Regions from separate parts of the Homo sapiens genome. Here region 1 is linked to region 2. Evidence: read pairs that join two places in POLR2A ChIA-PET (ENCODE). Cell type or tissue: PC-9. All regions are shown on one strand. Links, peaks and the distances in the headings refer to the core of each region. The heading gives the core; the rest is flanking DNA.

What was found. ChIA-PET counts read pairs that join two places held together with the same protein. Peaks named below come from ENCODE experiments on the same cell type or tissue, not always from the same donor. Only the 100,000 strongest peaks of a DNase experiment are listed, where the experiment ranks them.
Region 1: POLR2A ChIA-PET joins it to region 2 with 6 read pairs; 5 of 35 experiments call an interaction of 5 or more read pairs at or near these places.

Annotation. Positions count from the first base shown.
Region 1 is chr7:131,241,488-131,246,865 of GRCh38, forward strand. It overlaps a transcript of MKLN1 not described here and the pseudogene RPL27P11. Among named protein-coding and RNA genes, the nearest start is that of MKLN1-AS, 84 kb to the right of the region's middle. RefSeq lists enhancers at 2,767-3,360, 4,545-5,136. In PC-9, for the core only: no CTCF peak of the experiment used is centred there; a DNase peak (open chromatin) is centred at 2,994.
Region 2 is chr7:131,306,023-131,311,400 of GRCh38, forward strand. It overlaps MKLN1-AS (MKLN1 antisense RNA), which reads right to left. Exons shown (of 6, transcript NR_125364.1): 5 at 5,108-5,201; 6 at 3,722-4,751. It also overlaps a transcript of MKLN1 not described here. Among named protein-coding and RNA genes, the nearest start is that of MKLN1-AS, 19 kb to the right of the region's middle. In PC-9, for the core only: no CTCF peak of the experiment used is centred there; no DNase peak of the experiment used is centred there.

The sequences.
Region 1 (5,378 bases), core at 138-5,137, 65 kb before region 2:
TTTGAGCCCAGGAATTCAAGGCCATCCTGGCCAACATAGTGAGAACTTGTCGCTACAAAAATTTTTAAAAAGTAGCCAGGTGTGGTGGCCTGCACATGTGGTCCCAGTTGCTAAGGAAGCTGATGGCATCACTGCATTCCAGCCTGGGTGAGATCTTGTCTAAACAAAACAAAGCAAAACAAAAACAAAAACTCCTTAGCACTGTCACAACACCTAGCTTTTAAGTACTTGAACACAATTTTAGCTTTCATCTGAATTAATGCTTGGATGATAGGCAGTCAAAGTTGATGCTAGCTCTCTAATCACATACTCAGTATTGTTTCCATTTCTTTGATTACTTTCCCTCATTTTCTGCTAATTGCTGTTCATTGCATAGACCCCGCCAGCATTTTTCACATTTTGAACCTTTTTGTCTTTCCGAATCACCCTGTTGACTAAGGATCCATCTCTTACCCGCTTGCAACACATGATTTTTCTTACCACATTCAATCTGTTAATCTGTTTTATTTTCATCATAATCCTAAACCTATTCTCAATAGCACATTGAGCATTCTGAATTGTTTTTGCAATTATCAGACACTGAGGTTAATAATGTTGCAAAACACCTAAGATTAAATACAGCAAATCTGCTGGTAATGGAAAATTAGCTGGCCAAGGCTAAGATGACCACGGCCAACGGCTATTGTCATCTGTTGAGGGCAGGCGAAGTTGAAACACTTTTACTTTTGGAGGAAAGTATTTTCCATCTCCGTGAAAGTTCACAGCTGGCTAGGTATGGTGGCTCACGCCTGTAATCCCAGCAATTTGGGAGGCTAAAGCAGGAGGATCACTTGAGGCCAGGCATTTGAGACCAACTTGGGCACATAGCAAGACTCCATCTCTACAAAAAATTTTAAAAATTAGCTGGTTATGGTGGGGCATGCCTGTAGTCCCGGCTACTCAGGAGGCTGACGTGTGAGGATCCCTTGAGCCCAGGAGTTTGAGACTAAAGTGAGCTGTGATTGCGCCACTGCCCTCCAGGCTGGGTGACAGAGTGTGACCCTGTCTCTTAAAAAGAAAAAGGAAAGTTCCTTTTTGCTATAGGCCCGAGGGGTTGCTGCTGAAATGGGCAAGTTCATGAAACCTGGGACGGTGGTGCTTGTTCTGGCTGGATGCTATTCTGGATGCAAAGCCATCATCGTGAAGAACATTGATGATGGTACCTTAGATCGCCCCTACAGCCATGCTCTGGTGGCTGGAATTGACCGCTGTCCCCACAAAGTGACAGCTGCCATGGGCAAGAAGAAGATCTCTAAGAGGTCAAAGATCAAGTCTTTTGTGAAAGTTTATAACCACAATCAGCTAATGCCCACAAGGTACTCTGTGGATATCCCCTTGGACAAAACTGTCATCAATAAGGATGTCTTCAGAGACCCTACTCTTAAACACAAGGCCCGATGAGAGGCCAAGGTCAAGTTTGAAGAGAGATACAAGACAGGCAAGAACAAGCGGTTCTTCCAGAAGCTGCGGTTTTAGATGCTTCGTTTTGGTCATTAAAAATTAAACAGAAAAAAAAAAGGAAAGTTCACAGATGGCCAAACTTTTCCACAGCCATGGTACCGTCCTAGTGAAGTACATTTGAGACAATAGTCATCAAATTACATATAAATACGTAATCAACCAAAATTATTTTTAGATAGTTCAGTTGGTTTACGTTGTCTGAATTGGCGGAGTCTGGGGGTTTGATTTCTGTGTCAGTTACTTGAAGAAAAATTGTGCCACTCAAATACTCTACACCTATGTCTAGCCATGTCACAAATACCTGCTCTTCAGGGGGCCTAGATACAGTATGTCGGGAGACAATCATGTCATTTCCGCAGTCCGTATAGAACAATGCTGTTACCGGCCTTTGTAATAATGTGTGAACCTGGACTCTGCAAACTCAAAACCTCATGTGTTACCCGCTTGCAACACATGATTTTTCTTACCACATTCAATCTGTTAATCTGTTTTATTTTCATCATAATCCTAAACCTATTCTCAATAGCACATTGAGCATTCTGAATTGTTTTTGCAATTATCAGACACTGAGGTTAATAATGTTACAAAACACCTAAGATTAAATACAGCAAATCTGCTGGTAATGGAAAATTAGCTGGCCAAGGCTAAGATGACCACGGCTAACTGCTATTGGCCATGCTTCTATCCATTAACAGGAAAGAAGACGCTTTAGTCATATATTTAAATTTTTTAAAAATTATGTCAGGCCCTGCGAGGTAGCTCACGTCTGTAATCCCAGCACTTTGGGAGGCCAAGGTGGGTGGATCACCTGAAATCAGGAGTTCAAGACCAGCCTGGCCAACATGGTGAAACCCCGTCTCTACTAAAAATACAAAAAATTAGCTGGGCATGGTGGCACGTTCCTGTAATCCCAGCTACTCAGGAGGCTGAGGCAGGAGAATCGCTTGAACCAGGAGGCAGAGGTTGAAGTGAGCCGAGCTGCACCGCTGTACTCCAGCCTGGGTGACAGAGCAAAACCCTGTCTCAAAAAAACAAACAAACAAAAAATATGGTTGGATCACAAGATTCTCCAAATGTAAAACACTAAAGAAAGTCAAAAGAGGCCCATTTTTCTAATTGAGATTAAAAAAATCGAGTGGTACCCGATTTCCCTCTACTCCCCAGGGACCTGATGACCATTAATGCCTATTGAGTTAGTTTTCGGGAATTTGCCGAAGAGCAGGTGGGTGTCACTAGAGAATACTGCATATTTCTCAAAGTAGAGAAGGCTACAGATTCACAACTCAGCTTCTGGCTTCAAATGCAATTTTCTCCCTGTTTTCATGACCCGCTCCTCCCTCCAACGCCAGAGCTGCAGGCAGTTCTCTGAATAACACTATGTCCCTGGCCTCCTAGCTCCCATTTGAACGTTTCAGCAGGGCTCCTCTGAAGTCTGGCCCCCACCACCTCCCCTCTCACAGGCTTCTTGTTCGTCTGAGTCAGCCCGTGACTCACCTCACTCATTAGCGGAACTCAGAATGCCTCTCCATCCTCTGGATCCCTTTTGTCTCCCTGCTTATAACTGGTTTCCTGGCAGCCTAAGGTCTATGGACAGCCTTGAAGCTAGAAGGTGGGTTGCTACTAGGATGGTCTGCTCAGTAAAGTGGTTGGCAGACAGCAAGTAGAGTTACAGTGACGACGGTGATGACGGTGATGACGATGATGACGATGATGCATGCAGTTGCCTCAAAAGGACTTTGGTGGCCAGATTTGGCATGTCCCCCTGTGTTGGCACAGGGGTCCTTGATTCTTGGCCCCTTCTTTCCTCTTTCTAGTCTTTTCTTTCCCTCTTCATCCGCCCCTCCTCTGCACATATGCCCGAATGTACAAGGTGAATGCTTCTGGGCTCTGCTCTCTGTGGAAAGGCAGGGAAAAGAGCGACACCCCTACACGGCGGCACCCTTTCCTCCAGCCTTTGCAGCTCCGTTCTCATTTCTACTCATTTGATTTTACATCCCAATGCTTTCTGTTTTGTAAGAGGTGGACTAGAAGGGACGAATGAGAAAAGGCTTTACGCCTTGTTGGTGCCTCCTGGGCATATAAAAAAGCCCAGTGACATGATACTAATAAGAAACTCTAAATTCACGGTCAAAAATATCAGAACCAAATCACTGTTATTAATTTGTTAATCTTACTTAAAGGCCTTTGTAAAATGGTGATACAGTCAAGTGCTGCATAATGACATTTCGGTCAGTGACAGACTGCATGTACAATGGTGATCCCATAAGATTATTATACGGTCTTTTTTTTTTTTTTTTTTGAGACAGAGTCTCGCTCTGTTGCCCAGGCTGAGAGCAGTGGCGTGATCTCGGCTCACTGCAACCTCTGTCTCCTAGGTTCAAGCAATTCTCCTACCTCAGCCTCCCGAGTAGCTGGGATTACAGGTGCCCACAACCACGCCCAGCTAATTTTTGCATTTTTAGTAGAGATGGGGTTTCACCACATTAGCCAGGCTGGTCTCGAATTCCTGCCCTCAGGTGATCCGCGCCCCCCGCCCCCGGCCTCGGCCTCCCAAAGTGCTGGGATTACAGGCGTGAGCCACTGTGCCCGGCCCTATACTGTCTTTTTACTGTACCTTTTCTATGTTTAGATATGCTTTGATACACAAATACTATTGTGTTACAGCTGCCTACAGTATTCAGTACAGGAGCATGTCATACAGGTTTGAAGCCTAGGAGCAATAGGCTATGCCATGTAGCCTAGGTGTGCAGTGGGCTTATCCCATCTAGGTTTGTGTAAGTGCACTCTATGATGTTCAAACAACAATGAAGTCTCCTAACAATGCATTTCTCAGAACGTATCCCTGTCATTAAACAACGCATGACTATAGTTTACTCAGCTGAATCCTGACAGCTTTCATTAAGTCTCATGATTTATTTTGAAAGGGACCTCAGAGACCATCCTGTCCACTCTTTTGTTCAATGGGCAGATGCGTGATTGCTGTGCACCTGTGATGGTCAAAGCCCAAGCCAGGTGCCCTAGGGCCGCACTTCTGAAGCCCCTGAGAGGCAGATCTTGTTCTGGACACCTGGGGAGGGGGCCCAAGGTCCTGCATTTCTATAACCTCCTTGGGGATGTCCGTGCCATCAGCCCACAGACCACACTTTGAGTAGCACTGCTGCAGGCACTCTGCACAAAGCTAGATAGGCTTGACTTGTCACCGGAGAACATCCAGGGCCATAGGCTCCATGAGGCGGCCCTCTGCACCCTGCCTTGTCGGCTGCTGATGTTTGCTTGTGAGGCCCAGGGAATGCCAAACAATTCTTCCAAGTGCACTTGGCTTTCTTGTGTCTTCACCCCCAGCCAGGGGTGTTAAAATGAGAAGATTCGGGTTTGGGATTAGGACAAGAAAAAGGGCCCATAAAGCTTCACCCTAGACTATGAAGTCTAGTCTGGGTTATCTTAGAAGAGAGCTCTAAACCCACATTTTAGGCAGATTCTGTTTAACAATAAAGTATTTCTTTGATTGCTACAGAGATCTTCTTTTATGATTTGTTCGTTCATGTCCTTTGCTGATTTTTCTATTGCAGTCTTTGCCTTTTAATTATTGAACTGTAACAGCTCTTCATTACAATACTAAGGAAAATCCCCCTTCCTCCAATAAAGTGATTTTAGTCTTTTTTTTTTTTTGACTAATTTTTTGTAGAGACGGGGTTTTGCCATGTTGCCCAGGCTGGACTCCTGGCCTCAAGTGATGTGCCCGCCTCAGCCTCCCAAAGTGCTGGGATTACAGGTGTGAACCACTGTGCCTGGCTGTTTTTAGACTTTTAACTTTATCTATTAAATTCTGAGTTTGGAATCTTGGATTCTAGGACAATCTTGCTAATCTGAGCAAGCTG
Region 2 (5,378 bases), core at 324-5,323:
CTGTTCACATGATAGTGAGTTCTCAGGAGAGCTGATGGTTTAAAAGTGTGGCACATCCCCCCTTGCTCTCTCCCTCCTGCCACCTTGTGAAGAAGGTGCTTGCTTCTCCTTCACCTTCCACCATGATTACGTTTCCTGAGGCCTCCCCAGCCATGTGAAACTGTGAGTCAATTAAACCTCCTTTCTTCATAAATTACTCAGTCTCAGGTAGTTCTTTATAGCAGTGTGAGAATGGAGTAATACAGATAATTGGTACCAGGAGTGGGGCACTGCTATAAAGATACCTAAAAATGTGGAAGTGACTTTGGAACTGGATTATGGGCAAAGGTTGGAACGGTTTGGACGGCTCAGAAGAATACAGGAAGATGTGGGAAAATTTGGAACTTCTGAGAGACTTGTTGAATGGTTTTGACCAAAATGCTGATAGTGATATGGACCATGAAGTCCAGGCTGAGGTGGTCTCAGATAGAGATAAGGAACTCACTGGGAACTGGAGCAAAAGTCACTCTTGCTATGCTTTAGCAAACAGACTGGTGGCATTTTGCCCCTGCCCTAGAGAGCTGTGAAGCTATAAACCTGAGAAAGATTATTTAAGGTATCTAGCAGAAGAAATTTCTAAGCAGCAAAGCACTGAAGATGTGATCTGACTGTTTATGAAAGTTTACAGTCATATGCATTCACAAAGAGATGATCTGAAATTGCAACTTATGTTTAAAAGGAAAGCAGAGCATAAAAGTTTGGAAAATTTGCAGCCTGACCATGTGGAAGAATAGAAAAACTCATCTCCTGGGGAGAAATTCAAGCTGCCAGCTGCAAAAATTGGGTAAGTAAAGAAGAACCAAATGTTAATTGCCAAGACAATGCAGAAAATGTCTCCAGGGCAATTCAGAGACCTTCATGGCAGCCCCTCCCATCACAGGCCCAGAGGCCTAGGAGGGAAAAATGGTTTCATGGGCTGGTACCAGGGCCCCACTACTCTGCAGGCTTGGGACATGGCACCCTGCATCCCAGCCACAGTTGGGGGATGCAGGATGCCATGCCCATTTTAGCCACAACTACAGCTCCAGTTGTGGCTAAAAGGGGCCAAGGTACAGCTTGGGCTGTTGCTCCAGAGTGTGCTGCCCCATATCTTGGTGGCTTCTATGTGGTATTGGGCCTGTAGGTGTGCAGAAGGCAACAGTTAAAGTTTGAGAATCCTCCGCCTAGATTTCAGAGGATGTGTGGAAACACCTGGATATCCAGGCAGAAGTCTGCTGCAGGGGTAGTGCCCTCATGGAAAACCTCTACTAGGGCAGTGCAGAGGGGAAATGTGGAATGCGAGCTCCCACATGGAGTCCCCACTGGGGCACTGCCTAGTGGACCTGTGAGAAGAGGACAACCATCCTCCAGGCCCCAGAATGGCAGATCCACCAAGAGGTTGTACTGTGCACCTGGAAAAGCTGCAGGAACTCAAGGGCAGCCCATGAAAGCAGCTGCAGGGGCTGTACCCCGCAGAGTCACAGGAGCGGAGTTACCTAAGGCCTTGGGAGCCTACCTCTTGCATCAGCATGCTCTGGATGTGAGACATGGAGTCAAAGGAGATTATTTTGGAGCTTGAAGATTTAATGACTGCCAAGTTTCAGACTGGCAGTGGGGCCTGTAACCCCTCTGTTTTGGCCAGTTTCTCCATTTGGAATGGAAGCATTTACCCAATACCTGAACCCCTATTGTATCTTGGAAGTAACTAACTTGTTTTTTTATTTTACAGGCTCCTAGGCAGAAGGGACTTACCTTGTCTCAGAAGAGACTTTGGACTGTGACCTTTTGAGTTAATGCTGGAATAGGACTTTCGGTGGCTGTTGAGGAGGAATAATTGTATTTTGCAATCTGAAAAGGACATGAAATTGGGGAGGGGCCAGGGGCAGAATGATATGGTTTGGCCCTGTGCCCCCACCCAAATCTTTTCTCAAGTTGTAATCCCCATGAGTCAAGGGAGGGACCTGCTGGGAGGTGAATGGATCATAGGGGCAGATTTCCCCCATGCTCTTCTCATGATGTGAGTGAATTCTCATGAGATCTGATGGTTTAAGTGTTTGAGACTTCCCTCACTGGATCTCTCTCTCCTCCTGCCTTGTGAAAAAGGTACTTGCTTCTCCTTTGCCTTCTATCATGATTGTAAGTTTTCTGAGGCCTCCCCAGCCATATGGAACTGTGAGTCAATTACACCTCTTTTCTTCTTAAATTACCCAGTCTCACGTAGTTTTTTTTTTTTTTTTTTGAGATGGTATCTTGCTCTGTCAGCCAGGCTGGAATGCAATGGCATGATTTTGGCTCACTGCAACCTCCACCTCCCAGGTTCAAGTGATTCTCCTCTCTCAGCCTCCCAAGTGGCTGGGATTACAGGCATGCATCACTACGCCCAGCTAATTTCTGTATTTTTGGTAGAGACAGGGTTTCACCATGTTGGTCAGGCTGGTCTTGAATCCTGACCTCAGGTGATCCACCTGCCTTGGCCTCCCAAAGTGCTGGGATTACAGGCATGGGCTACCGCGCCTGGCCTCAGGTAGGTTTTTTTTGTTTTGTTTTTTCTTTTTTTTTTTTGAGACAGAGTTTCACTCCTTTTGCCCAGGCTGTAGTGCAATGGCATGATCTCAGCTCACCGCAACGTCCATCTCCCAGGTTCAAGTGATTCTCCTGCCTCAGCCTCCTGAGTAGCTGGGATTATAGGCATGTGCCACCACGCCTGGCTAATTTTGTATTTTTAGTAGAGACAGGGTTTCTCCATGTTAGTCAAGCTGGCTGCCAACTCCCAACCTCAGGTGATCCACCCACCTTGGCCTCCCAAAGTGCTGGGATTACAGGCGTGAGCCACCATGCCCAACCTAGGTAGTTCCTTATAGCAATGTGAGAATGGACGAATACAGATTTTACTCTCTGTAAAGATGGTAGCTTGTGGGGGATGATAAGACAACTGGGTCACTAGAGCTGGTGTGTCACCATAGCTGCTGTTATGCCTAAAAAAATGATGATCCATTGTCCAGTTTTCTATAAGGTTCAATATGTCTCAATCTTCGAATTGCAAGGGAACTAGACAGATTATAATTTCCAGGCTTTCCCTGTGTATCTTACAATAAACCCCATCACTTAAAATCATGTCCTGTAGACAAAGGAGAGTTAAGATGTACCGAGGAGTTCTGAGGGTCTAACTACTAGGAGCCTCCTGCAGATTTTGAAATTTCTCTTGTCTTCTATTTTATCTTACCATTGTTGACCTAAAAGGAAGAAGCTGAGGCAAAATTAATATAAGTAGAGAGTTTATTTGGGACAAGCTTGAGGATTGCAACTTAGTAACATAGATTCTAGTTGCCGTGAATATACATTCTGAGTAGCAGCAGTTACAAGTGGATTTTTTTTTTTGGAGGCAGTTTCACTCTTGTCACCCATGCTGGAGTGCAATGGTGTGATCTTGGCTCACTGCAACCTCCGCCTCCTGGGTTCAAGACATTCTTGAAGTCTTGAGTCTGCCTCAGACTCCCAAGTAGCTGGGATTACAGGCACCCACCATCACAGCTGGCTAATTGTTGTATTTTTAGTAGAGACAGGGTTTCGCCACATTGGTTAAGCTGGTCTCGAACTCCTGACATCAGGTGATCCACCCACCTCAGCCTCCCAAAGTGCTGGGATTACAGGTGTGAACCACCACACTCAGCCACAAGTGGATTTTTTTTTTTTTTTTTTTTTTGAGACAGGGCCTCGCACTGTTGCCCGGGCTGGAGTGCAGTGGTGCCATGTCAGCTCACTGCAAGCTCTGCTTCCTGGGTTCACGCCTTTCTCCTGCCTCAGCCTCCCGAGTAGCTGGGACTACAGGTGCCCGCCACCACGCCCGGCTAATTTTTTGTATTTTTAGTAGAGACAGGGTTTCACTGTGTTATCCAGGATGGTCTTGATCTCCTCACCTTGTGATCCGCCCACCTTGGCCTCCCAAAATGCTGGGATTACAGGCGTGAGCCACCACGCCCGGCCCACAAGTGGGTTTTTAAAAGGAAAGAAGAGGCAGTTCCTGAGTTATTTACCAATAATTTACATTAACATAACATAAGCTGTTGATTGGCTATCCATTATTAAGCTATAGGATATGGGTTATAATGTCTGGTGCAGCACCAGTAGGCTAATTTTCAGCTACTTGTGGCAATAGTAAGCAGTATAAAAAGATGAGTACATGCCTCAAAAGGGGGTGTGTGTAGGACAGGATTGCCGTCTCATTTTAATACCTCTCTGGATCTGATAATTGGAAAGGACTTGCATTCTTCAGATAAAAGTTCTTTTTCTCATTTCTTCCTTTTGATCAAAAATCTTTCCTTTTGAAAGCACTGATGATCAAAATCTGAGTGTCAAGGTATCCCTCATTGCCAGAAAGGCTCATGCCCAGGTAGTCCTACCAGTCATTGATTTATAGCTGCCATCACTTGTGGAATCACCTCTTCAGTGTACCATGAATTTAGTTTTCTCAGAAGAAATAAAACAATGAGAGATACACAGCGGAAATATTTTGAGGTTCCCAGGCCTGTCAGAAAGTGACATTCTTTACTTAACACAGGACAGAAATCTTGAAAGGGAACTACGTAGACAAGGGACCAGGCCAGTCTTTCCAAGAGGCTTTCTAATTGCCTCTATAGAGTCAACCTCCATTCTTCAAAGCAGTCTGGTCATATCTGAAAATATGTCATTCCAGTCAAATCCTTAGTAAAATAACAAGTGTCTCCAATTATATCCTGTTACAGAAAAAAGATTCTTATTAAATGTATGCAAATAACTAGATTGCCATAAAATAAGAGTACTCATGAATAGTTTCCAAATTTTGGAGTAATCAGGTAGAGAGAAAGGCAGATGTTTCAATGTTGTTCACAAAGGTATTTTTACCCAATTGTTATAAAGTATAAATAAATAGCTCAAGGAAAAAAAGTTTTCTTGACTCTGGAAGACAAAATAAAAAAAAAAACCAGCAATGTTTTAAATAAAAAGTCAGCAAATCTTTTCAGTCTTCTGTCAGTTCAGTCACATGTAATTAATTCGTGTTCTGCTTGATGTTGAGTTAGCAATCTAAGGAACACATCAGTTTATTACATACCTGAAAGTTGTTACTTAGTCCAATGATATGATCTCCAAAGTTATCAGAAACCTGTATTCAAGAGTACTTGTCAGGGTCCTATTCTATGAATTTCCTTGAAGAAAAAGCAAATTTTGAATTATAGACAATTGTAACTGCTTTATGAGAAGAGAAATAAAACTAATTGTTTTAGATAGCAAAAGACTTAGAATAGCCATGGTTAAAGATGCAATTGACAAGGAAATTTGGTTATTCCTGTGGTTTACAACAGTTTAACATAATAATCATAATT